3 separate regions of the Homo sapiens genome follow, and all the other regions are linked to region 1. The links are chromatin contacts, found by Hi-C or POLR2A ChIA-PET in ENCODE. All regions are on one chromosome and are shown on one strand. The core of a region is the stretch at or near the end of the contact, and the rest is flanking DNA. Distances in the headings are between cores, read along the strand shown.

Evidence for each region. A loop is a pair of places that touch in the nucleus more often than their neighbours do. ChIA-PET counts read pairs that join two places held with the same protein, here RNA polymerase II (POLR2A). Pooled maps may share reads with other maps.
Region 2: a pooled map shows a loop between it and region 1 (2.1-fold over the local background). The contact joins two enhancer-like sites. A Hi-C loop is called at or near these places in 8 of 50 pooled maps. POLR2A ChIA-PET finds 5 or more read pairs at or near these places in 2 of 52 experiments (H1 and activated T-cell).
Region 3: a loop to region 1 is called in a map of PC-9, with 8 times the contacts of the local background. The contact joins two enhancer-like sites. A Hi-C loop is called at or near these places in 13 of 168 maps with a recorded cell type or tissue (Caco-2, Calu3, MCF 10A and 8 more) and 16 of 50 pooled maps. POLR2A ChIA-PET finds 5 or more read pairs at or near these places in 12 of 52 experiments (AG04449, BJ, CD8-positive, alpha-beta T cell and 9 more).

What each region holds. Positions count from the first base shown.
Region 1 is chr15:90,399,386-90,403,028 of GRCh38, forward strand. The region is part of intron 2 of IQGAP1 (IQ motif containing GTPase activating protein 1); the gene reads left to right. Among named protein-coding and RNA genes, the nearest start is that of IQGAP1, 13 kb to the left of the region's middle. Within about 2 kb of position 1,671, at least 35 of the 41 ENCODE cell types and tissues checked have a DNase peak (open chromatin) inside an H3K27ac peak, as active enhancers do; they include PC-3, PC-9 and ascending aorta, where a contact is called at or near this core.
Region 2 is chr15:90,291,123-90,294,765 of GRCh38, forward strand. It overlaps the pseudogene GOLGA2P8 and the pseudogene RN7SL736P. Among named protein-coding and RNA genes, the nearest start is that of NGRN, 27 kb to the left of the region's middle. RefSeq lists enhancers at 2,091-2,250, 2,094-2,594, 2,595-3,095. Within about 2 kb of position 2,394, at least 3 of the 41 ENCODE cell types and tissues checked have a DNase peak (open chromatin) inside an H3K27ac peak, as active enhancers do.
Region 3 is chr15:90,477,792-90,481,434 of GRCh38, forward strand. It overlaps IQGAP1 (IQ motif containing GTPase activating protein 1), which reads left to right. Exons shown (of 38, transcript NM_003870.4): 26 at 1-98. Among named protein-coding and RNA genes, the nearest start is that of CRTC3, 50 kb to the right of the region's middle. Within about 2 kb of position 1,925, at least 8 of the 41 ENCODE cell types and tissues checked have a DNase peak (open chromatin) inside an H3K27ac peak, as active enhancers do; they include PC-3, PC-9 and ascending aorta, where a contact is called at or near this core.

The sequences.
Region 1 (3,643 bases), core at 421-2,920:
ATTTTCTTATGCAAATTTTCTGTTTTTGTTATGTGCCTGGCTTCTAGGGTCATGATGTTAACTTTTGTGAGCTCTTTTATAACATGGACTTGACTTTCTCTCGTATTTGCTACAAACATTTTCCCTTGATGTTTCATTGTATTTGTTTTCTTCATTGTAGTTTTAAATTTTATTGAGTTTAAATGTCAGTCTTTCGATTTGTAATTTCTTCTATCAACTCGAAGTCTAGATAGTTTAATTTCTCTAAAACCTTGCCAAAATTTTCAGTTTAATAATCGATTGGCTTACTTTTTATATATTTGTAGAGATGGGGTCTTGTAATGTTGATTGTAAGGGGAACTTATCCCGAACTTCTGGCCTTAGGTGATCCTCCTGCCTCAGCCTCCCAAAGTGATGGAATTACAGGCCTCTAATATCCTTTAAAAACCAGCTGTTTATTACCTATTAGCAATTCATGTCTGTTTTGTCAAATATTATGTATATATATATTTCTAGTTCTGGACTTTTAAATTATGGTGAACCATATTTCATTTTTTTGAGAAAAATATATATGACTTTGTTATACTTCTTATCATTGAGAAACAACATCTGAAGCTAGCTTAATTTTAACTCTATGACAAGTAACTTGATTTTTTTTTCCTTTTTTCGTGACTTGAAATTTGTAGAATTGTTGTTCCTTGAGGTATAAACATTTCCCCAGTTAACATGTTAGGGTTGCTATTGGCTTAGCAATTTTGCCTGCAATGTGGAGACTCTTCTTGGTTTATAATGTCTCTTGTTTGTTTATTTTAGCTTTAGGAAATTGTCCATTATGCCTGTGGTGATTAGTTAGATCTGTGTAGTCTATTTTATGGCTCTTCTTCATTTTGTTTACGTTAAATAAGCGTTCTAGGTATGTGTCTCACATACATCTTTTGTTGCACTGACTTGATTTTCTACAGTCTTGATATTTTTTCCTTGGTTCTGTTAATGGTAGTTGCTTTGTCCTATTGTAGTTTATATTTTTAATTAATTCCTTTTCCGTCTCCATTCTTGTTAATAGCTTAAATGATCTCTTTTTAGTTCATGAAGAAGAGTGTGGCACAAAAGATCCTTTCAAGGTGAAAAAAAGGAGCAGGTAGCCAAGATAGTTGGGTTACATAGTTTACCACTTCCCTTTATAATCCGTAGGTGTTGAAATAGATGTGGCCATGAAAAACCAGTGTTAATCGGGCAGCTGAGTGTATGGATTGTCCACCAGTCAAGGTTGGGGAAAAAATCTGGCTGGGCTAAGTGTGGCCCGTTAGTTTGACCTCATTTGGCATGTATTTCTTCTGGTCTTACAGGTCAGAGCAACTGTTTTTATATATTTTAATGTCCCTAATGACAAAATAGTAAAAATACATTTGAGGACCCAAGTTGGCATGTTCTAGGAATTTCATTTTCCGGCTTAGTGTGGTGACCTGCCTCTGATTGCTGTACAATTCCTTCTGCTTCACAGTGTCACATCTGGGGATACCAGTTGGTAGTGGAACCTGTTTTGGACATTTTTAAGCCTTGTGGTATCTGATGGACTCTTGGTTGTTTCTAGCTGGTGCTAAATAAACCCCTTGACAAGAAGTATTTGTGTAAGAAAGCGCTGGTAGGCAAAGTGAGAACATCCGGAAGTGATTCATATTACTGTGGTTGTTTGCTTAACTCAGGACTTGGTTGCCTAGAGACCATATCGTTGAGTTAGCCGAGTGAAGTGCCAGTGGAACCTGGAGGGCCTGTGGCCTACCGGATCAAATCAGGGCTCTGCTCCTTAATTTTTCTCCTGAAGTCTCCTAGCAATCTGATTGATCTCTGTGGTTTGACAGTGCGTGAATTAAAAAAATCTTAAACATATTAATGTTTAAGAAAGATCTGGTTAATGGTTTATTTTGAAGAGTAAGAGTTTACTTGCTGAAGTTTGAATGTTGGGTTAAAATTTTTTAAAAAAATAGTTGTATGTTGGGAAGAATTAGTTATTTCAATAAGGCATTTTATTCTAGAAACCTCAGTACTTTAAGGCAGCTAAAGGAAAGCCAAAATAATCCCCCAAAACAAAAAACCAAAAACCTGCAATTTGCAAGGCAGTCATAATCTAAAATATTTTCTGTCTGTCCCAAAGTCAGTGTATTCCCCTTGCCTCTCCCCCTCTTCCTCATTGTCATGATTAGTACCGTTTATTGCATACTTTCTACATGCAAGGCACTGTGCTAAGCACTTTATATGCTTTATCTAATTAGCTATTCTTGAAGCCCTGTGAGGTGCTTATTATCTACATTTAACAGATAAGAAAGCAAAGCTCAGAGAGGTTAACTCATTCATCTAATAAGTGGTTGATCCAGATTTCAGGTTTGGCAAGAACTCTGAAGTCCTTTCTCTTAACTGCCATGTTAGTCTGCTGCTGCTATACTTCTGGTTCTAAAAATAATGACAACAGTAGTAACTACTGTTAATTAAGCAGAATGATGATGAAATTTACATATTACATTATTGTGAGATAGGCATTATTTTTATTTTAAAGAGGGAAAAAAATAGAGTTGATAACACTTTTCCCAAGGTCATATATTGGAATTCAAGCCCAGGTTTGTGACACCAAAGCTGGTGCTCTTAACTTCTGCAGATGCTGAAGTGGCAACATTTAAGTCTAACCTCTTTAACTGGTGCCCAGAGACATTAAGTAACTTGTGTAGTTTTCAAGTCAGTGAGGGAACTCCATCAATTTCCTGCCACTTATTTTGGAGTCTCTTCCACCTGCCACCTGAGGGAAAGTCTCCAGTTGTCTTATGTATTTTTGTGTCTAACTAGCTTGTTGGACCCTTCCTAATTGCTTCCCTTCTTCATAACCTGGTATCTGCTTTGAATTCAGCTTAGAAAGGTGTTCCTTCCTACCACTTTCTTGTTTGTTAAAGAGTTACCTCATACAGACAGGAGTGGCAAATTGGATTGGAAATTGCTTTGGATCATTTGGCAAGAACTGTATTTTTGGGGTTGTGGGAGGAGGAGAGGCCTGTCTAAAAGCTCTATTTCTTCTTTACTCAGAATACCTTCCTGTTGACTCATTGGAAATCATAACAAAAAGCAGAAGGAATATTGGAGAGGCAGCTGCCAGCCTAGGGCTTGGCTTCTGTTGGGGCAGCTGTTTGGGGATTTAGACACACTGGGCTCTAAGAACTGTGAGGTTTCTGCAGCAGAAGGAAATAGTATTACTCTGATAGGTATTTATTCATAAGGTTAAAAAGTGTCAGACTATTGCTTGGGATTATTGATGAGCAACATAAGAAACTAAAAATATTTTCTCAAATAGAATTAACTGGTGATCCTAAAAACAGAATGAATTGAGGAATACAAGAGGGAGTGGGGGCAAAATTAGAAAAGGAAAAGTTGAAAAGAAGAGAAAAAAAACTTACAATCATTAAAAATAGGAAAAAGATAACATTTAAATAGAAAAAGTCTCACAGATATGCATGCAGTAGGCATTAATCAGCAGGTCATTTTACTGTAAGTAACATACATCTCAGATGACCTTTAAAACAGCTAAAAGTAAACAAAATTTGTCTTTTATTTAAATGACTATTATAACAAAATGTTTTTTTGGGCTGGGCCCTGTGATTCACACCAGTAATCCCAACACTTA
Region 2 (3,643 bases), core at 1,144-3,643, 110 kb before region 1:
GCTTTTGTATTTTTAGTAGAGACGGGGTTTCTTCATGTTGGCCAGGCTGTTCTCGAACTCCTGACCTCAGGTGATCCACCTGCCTTGGCCTCCCGAAGTGCTGGGATTACAGGCGTAAGCCACCGCACCCAGCCCAAAAGCTTTGTGTTTTTCAAGATATTTGACATGTTTCTTGTTTTAAAAAAAAAATCTTAATAATGTAGGAGAATAAAAGAAACGTTTTTCCAAAAAAAGAGAAATCATTGTGATTATTTTATCTTATTGGAATGTTGGATACTATAGCCTGCTTCATTAATCATCAAGCATGCTATGGATTTTCCATTTTTATAGGATCTGTATCTCAGTTAAGGTAATACTGGTAATTATTGTACTCCATTTGAAGATGAAAAATATAGGCCAAAATTATAGACCTTGCATAGAAGCTGGATAATGGAGACAGCTCTGGAGGAACACGTAGATACACACACACAGACACACATATATATAAAGAATACACACATACATTTTTTAAAGTTTATTTTTTACAGTTTTAAAGGTTTTAAAGCAAAAGCCGGCCCCTCCCCTCTGAGTGGGCGGCCCCTCCCTCTCTCTGAGTGGTCGGGTACAGCGGTTGCATGGGCAGCTTTCCTTGTGAACCACAGGTCCTTCTGGACACGGTGCTACCTGGCCACGCCTCCTTTCCCTTTCATATTTCTCATTGACCAATGGGCTTGGAGCATTAAGGCCACGCCCCTATTCTGCATTCTAGTGGGGCCCCGGTTATGCCTCTTCTGGCTCAGTTGCACAGCTGCCTGGTAGGTGACTGGAGGCATTCATCAGTGCTCACTGGGATTTCACTGATGTGGCCCAACCCCGCCTCCCTCCACACCCCATGATGTCAGAAAAAACACGACAGGGCAAATGGGCCGCAGCCAGGAAAAAGGTAAAACGCACCAGGTCATGGCCCCCAACCCAGCCACAGATCCCCTCCGACAACAAGACCGTTGCCGGAGTCCATACCACCCCTGAGGCACACTGGACTGGGCCCCCCAACCCCAGCCCTCCTCCCTAGCCCGCCAGGCCTTTGTTTCCCCACCTGTAAAATGGGGCAGTGTAGCCCTCACATGAAATGGTACTTCTAAGGCACCTGTGAGCCGGAGCCCTGCTCTGATGGCTGTGGGAGAGAGGGGATGATTTTTCTAACCTCCCTCCACCCTTCCCAGTGCTATGGGAGGCAGACACCAAGTTCTGGGGTCTCCAGTTGCAGCGGGTGGCTGCTGATTGCTTCTCTCTGTCCAGAACGAGAACAAGAGCGCACTGCAGTTGGAGCAGCAAGTAAAGGAGCTGCAGGAGAAGCTGGGCTAGCTGAAGGGGACGGTAACCTCCGACCCGTCCAAGAAGGTCTGGGAGGCGGGCACCAGCCTCTGGGGAGGGGAGGTGCCAGGCCAGAGGCAGCTGCAGCCTGGGGGCAGGTGACCCCAGCACCCTCCAGGGCAGTCCTATGACTGTTTCTTGCTTCCTGCCCTCTGACTTTTAGAGGTGGGTAGCCCTGGCTCCTCCCAGGTCTGGACATCATCATCCCAGCTAGAGGCATGGAGCCCTCCAATCACAGAGGAAGAGACAGTGGCATAAGAGGCTCCTTATACCAGGTGCAGTGGCTCACACTTGTAATCCCAGCATTTTGGGAGGCTGAGGCAGGAGAATCACTTGAGATCAGGAGTTTGAGACCAGCCTGGCCAAAATGGCAAAACCTTATCTCTACAAAATTACAAAAAAAAAAAAAAAAAAAAATTAGCCGGGCATGGTGGTGCATGCCTGTAATCCCAGCTACTCAGGAGGCTGAGACATGAGAATCACTTGAGCCCAGGAGGTGGAGGTTGCAGTGAGCTGAGATCGCACCACTGCACTCCAGCCTGGGACACAGAGTGACACTGTCCCAAAACAAAATATGAAAAAAACCAAAACGACTCCTTAGATTCAAACTGGATTCCGGCCTCGGTTCCACTGGTCATCATTCAACTACTTTCCATCTCTAAGTCTCTGTTTCTTTAACTTCAAAAGGAAGTGAGCTTTTTCTTCGCAGAGGTGCCGAGGGTTAAATGAGATAATACGTGGAAACATTAGGCATGTAGCACACTTAGCAGATGGTGGTTGGCTCCCTCTGCTTTTCCACCAGTCTGTGGCCTACAGTTTAAATGGCTGGAAGAAGAACGTGAGATTTGAGGCTGGGGAAGGAGGCATGGGGTTCTAGGCAAGGGAGGCAGTCTCTTAGGCCTGGAGCAAGGGGCCAGGGGCCTGGGCAGGCCACAGAGCCCCACAGTGCCCTCACTACCCTATTAATGGGCCAGGAATCTGGAAGCCAGCCACCAGCTGCCCTCATGCCCAGGGACTTCCAGCAGGTGGAGCTGAAGAGCCAAGAGGCTCAGAGTCTGCAGCAGCAGCGAGGCCAGTACCTGGGTCACCTGAAGCAGTACGTGGCCACTTATCAGCAGCAGGTGGCAGCCTATCAGCAGCTGACCTCTGAGAAGGAGGCGCTGCACAGGCAGTTACTGCTGCAGACCCGGCTCATTGGACCAGCTGCAGCAGCAGGAAGCTCAGGGCAAAGCAGTGGCTAAGATGGCCCGCCAAAAGTTGCAGGAGACCCAGGGGAGGGAGTTGCTGAGGACGGGGCCCCAAGAGGGACAACCTGGCAACCTCTGTGCCTTCTCACCCTCTTTCCTGGCATCTCAGGAGCACCTGGAAGCTACCAGCCAGCAGAACCAGCAACTACAGGCCCAGTTGAGCCTCATGGCTCTCCCTGGGGAAGGTACGGGACACCACTCAGAGGAAGAGGAGAGAGCCCCAGGAGGAAAGGGGGACTGTTAGCACTGTAGGATTGAGGAGATGGAAGAGACCTTTAAGACAGCTGGCCATTATGCTGACTGGGTGTCTGCACTAAGTTTGGCATCAATATGGTGACCTCCTGGGAGCGGGGGACCACCAGGTTGCCTAAGGATGGGAGAACTGGCCCAGGTCAGAAATGGAGCAGGTCAGAATTCCTGCACCAATCGGTAGTGGGACTGTGCCTGGGCAATATAGCAAGATCTTGGTTCTTAAAAGTAAAAATAAAGAACAGCTCATTCCCCTCTGGGGAGGGGCTGGCTCAAGGTTACACAGTGAGTGTGGGGGCAGAGGTGAGCCCACAGTACCTCCCTTGTTGGGTTGTCTGAGGACCCCTCTGGCCACCCCCCCACAGGAGATGGAGGAGGAGGCGCCTCAGCCCATGCCGAACATCCCAGGGGACCTGGAGAGCCGGGAGACGGTGGTGAGCCTGACTTGCCCTGCCCCCACTTTGCCACCTTCCTCTGTGGTCCCTCCCAGACCCCCTTATGTTCTTGGTTTCCCCGCTTTCTGATTTCTGTGGACTTTCACTCCTTCCGGGAGCCAGTGATCAGACACCATTTCACCTGTGACCAACAGGTGCACTCTCTGAGGCCCCAAGGGAAGGGGCTGCGCTCCACCTCCCTGCCCCAGTTGTTCTGTGTATGCCCCTACAAGAACACTCACCTCTTGCCTTCAGGTGGCATTTTTCAACTCCGCTGGAACCAGTGCCCAGGAGGAGCAAAGGATGTGCTGCCAGCCCCTGGCTCACCCAGTGGCCTCGTCCCAGAAGAAGCCAGAAGCA
Region 3 (3,643 bases), core at 675-3,174, 79 kb after region 1:
GAAATTATGGATGACAAATCTCTCAACATCAAAACTGACCCTGTGGATATTTACAAATCTTGGGTTAATCAGATGGAGTCTCAGACAGGAGAGGCAAGGTATGTTAACCATAATGACACTTTTCTTTCATGTTGTTATAGTCTTTCCCTCTTTTTTCCCCTCTCTTTATTTATAAACTAATATTAGTTCAAATAGTTTTTCTTTTCTTTTCTTTTTTTAGACAGAGTTTCACTCTTGTCGTCCAGGCTGGAGTACAGTGGCATAATCTCAGCTCACTGCAGCCTCCACCTCCCAGGTCTAAGCAATTCTCATGCCCCAGCCTCCCGAGTAGCTGGGATTACAGTTGCACGCTACCACACCTGTCTGATTTTTGTATTTTTAGTAAGACTGGGTTTCACCATGTTGGCCAGACTGGTCTCGAACTCCTGACCTCAGGCAATCCATCTGCCTCGGCCTCCCAAAGTGCTGTGATTACAGCTGTGAGCCACCACACCCAGCCTCAAATAGTTTTTCTTTAGAAAACTGTGCTTTCTAAGTTGTTGACCTAGTAATAAATTCACTTATTTAGCAAATATTTATTGAGTATTAACTATGTGCCAGGCATTGTGTTAGAGATGTGTACAGTAATGCAATAATGAGTGAAACAGACATGCTTCCTGCCCTCTCTTCATAGTTCATTGGGTGGAAGAGACACCAACCAGGTACATAAAAATAAAAGCATAATTAAACATTGAAGAAAGTTTTATGAAGTTTTATGTACGGTTCTTTAATGGAGACTTTATAAGAGGGAGCTAACATAAGGTGGTTAGGGAAAGCCTATCCCGGAAGATAAAATTTCATTTAGCTGAGGCCCTAAAGCTAAGATGAACCCAGCCTTACTAAGAGCTAGGTGCAGAGTGTTTATGTCTGAACACTCTAAGCTGGAGGGTGTAGGACTTAAATGGACCCTGGCATAACTAGGGATACAGTTGAATGAGAAGGTTCATATAGATTGGGTGAGATCACTGTGTTTCATTAAAGGAAAAAGAAAACGGTGTGGAGTGAGCTTCCCTGAAATATCGTGAGTTGGGCTAATTAAATTAACGTATTACAGGAGATAGCTGAGCTAGGGCCATAGCGTAACCACCAACATTCATTTATCTAAAGCAAAAGTGTGCCAATCAAATATTGGTAATGCTGGGAAAAGGGAGTTCAGAATGCCAAAACGTTTCTGGTTTTATTTGTCTTGGGTGAGGACCCAGAGGGGTGGGAGATGGAGGTGTGAGCAGCATGGTCTGTTGTGGTTTTTTCTTGTTGTGGAGTAGAGTTAGATCATGCATGAAGCTCTCTGGGCATAGGTGGAGTAGCAGCTGTCCACACCATTGCTATTCAAAGTGTGGTTTGCACACCAGTAATGGAAAATCATCTGTGCACACTGTTTAGTTTAACTGATACTTTTTTTTTCATAGCAAGATTTTCTTAATGAAGGAAGTAATGTATTGATTTACATTCTGACTCATTGTCTTTATCTTGTCTTTGATCAGTTTGTAGACTGGCACTGGTCCACACTTTGAATAACACTATTCTTCATTCTACTTTCCATGTACCCGGATGCCAGGCAAACAGGGAGTTTTACGCTGGGTGGAGAACGGAACATTCTGCTGACTCCTTGAAAGGGCTTATCTCACCAGCCATGGTAGCTCACGACTGTAATCCCAGCTCTTTGGGAGGCTGAGGTGGGAGGATTGCTTGAGCTCAGGAGTTTGAGACCAGCCTGGGTAACATAGGGATACCTTGTCCCTACTTAAAAAAAAAAAAAAAAAAAATTAGCTGGGTGTGGTTGTGCACACCTGTAGTTCCAGCTATTCCAGAGGCTGAGGCAGGAGGATAGGTTGAGCATGGGAGGTTGAGGCTGCAGTGTGCCTTGATGGCGCCACTGCACTCCATCCTGGTTGACAAAAAAAGAAAGAAGGGGCGTTTCCTTATTAGGAATCATTTGGCATCTGATTGGTTCTCAGTACCATGTAGGTCTGTTATCAGGACTCAGATCATTGCAAAAGTCTTTTTAATTTTTTTGCCTGCATACCTGAGGCCCACATCCAGGAATGTGGTCAGCCAAGTGCAATACTTGTCTGGGAAGTTTTGCCTGCAACCCAGGGCATTCCTTGCCGATAGCCCCATGTACACTGGCTCCGGGCTTCTCAGTTATTTCCTCTGATGGTCCATGAGTCAGTCATTTTCAGATCCAAAGCCCGCTGGACATTTCAGGATTGGTTTTCTTGTGGGTACCTATAAGAAACTGGTGTCTTATTTTGCCTTTCATAAAATGGAAATTGAGCCAGGCATGGTGGCATGCACCAGTAGTCCCAGTTGCTCAGGAGGCCAAGACAGGAAGATCGCTTGAGCCCAGGAGTTTGAGCACTGCCTGGGCAATGTAGACCCCATATCTTAAAAAAAAAAAAAAAAAAAAAGGAAATTGATTTGAACTCTTTTTAAGATACCAGTGACTGTGAGGGATGGTGGTGTGGTGGGGATCTGTCCTGCAGGTAAGCATCACAGGTCCCTTAGCTTTCTTCTTTTACTTCAGCCACCATACACGTAGCAAACTGGAATCTTGTCACCTCTTGGGAATGTTCTTTCCTAAAATCTCAAAGTTAATGTTCTGTTCTATCACCAACGTTTTTTAGCATATTGATTCCCTTGCTGGTTACTACTTTTAAAACTCATATAAATAATAAAATATACAATATTCTTTATTGTTAAGTTCCATGTATTTATTTATTTCTCATAGAATGTTTCTGTTGATTTTTGCAGAATTTTTGTGTTCATAGTCTACCAATTTTAATTTAGCCATGCTATGACAAATGAAGAGGGGTATCCCTATCTACTTGTATTTTTCTTTTTGTTGTTGTGGTTGAGACAGAGTCTCGTTCTGTTGGTCAGGCTGGAGTGCAATGGTGTAATCTCAGCTCACTGCAACCTCTGCCTCCCTGGTTCAAGCGATTCTGCTGCCTCAGCCTCCCGAATAGCTGGGATTACAGGCATGCGCCACACGCCTGGCTAATTTTTGTATTTATAGTAAAGATGGGGTTTCTCCATGTTGGCCAGGCTGGTCTCAAACTCCTGACCTCAGGTGATCCACCCGCCTCGGCCTCCCAAAGTGCTAGGATGACAGGCGTGAGCCACCACACCCGGCCTCTACTTGTATTTTCTAAGGCTGCCATAACAAATCACCTCAAATTGGGTGGCTTAAAACAACCGAAAGTCATGGTCTCACAATTGTGGAGGCCAGAAATTTGAAACCATTATCATGAAGTCGAGGTGCTGGAAGAGCCACGCTCCCTGCAGAGGCTCTAGTGGAAACTCTGTTTCTTGACTCTTAGAGCTTGTGGTGACTGTTGACATCCCTCAACTTGTGGCTGTGTGGTTCCAGCCTCTGCCTTTGTGGTCACATTGCCTTCTCTTCCCCTTCTGTGTGTACCAAAGCTCTCTCTGCCTCTTTTTTTTTTTTTTTTTTTTTTTTTTAAGACAAGGTCTTGCTCAAGCAGTCCTCCCACCTCAGCCTTCCTAGTAGCTGGGAATGCTAGCATGTGCTGCTGTGCCTGGCATAGCACTCCTATCCTTGAAGACCTCCTTCTGGTTTCTAACAAAGTCCAGATTTGTC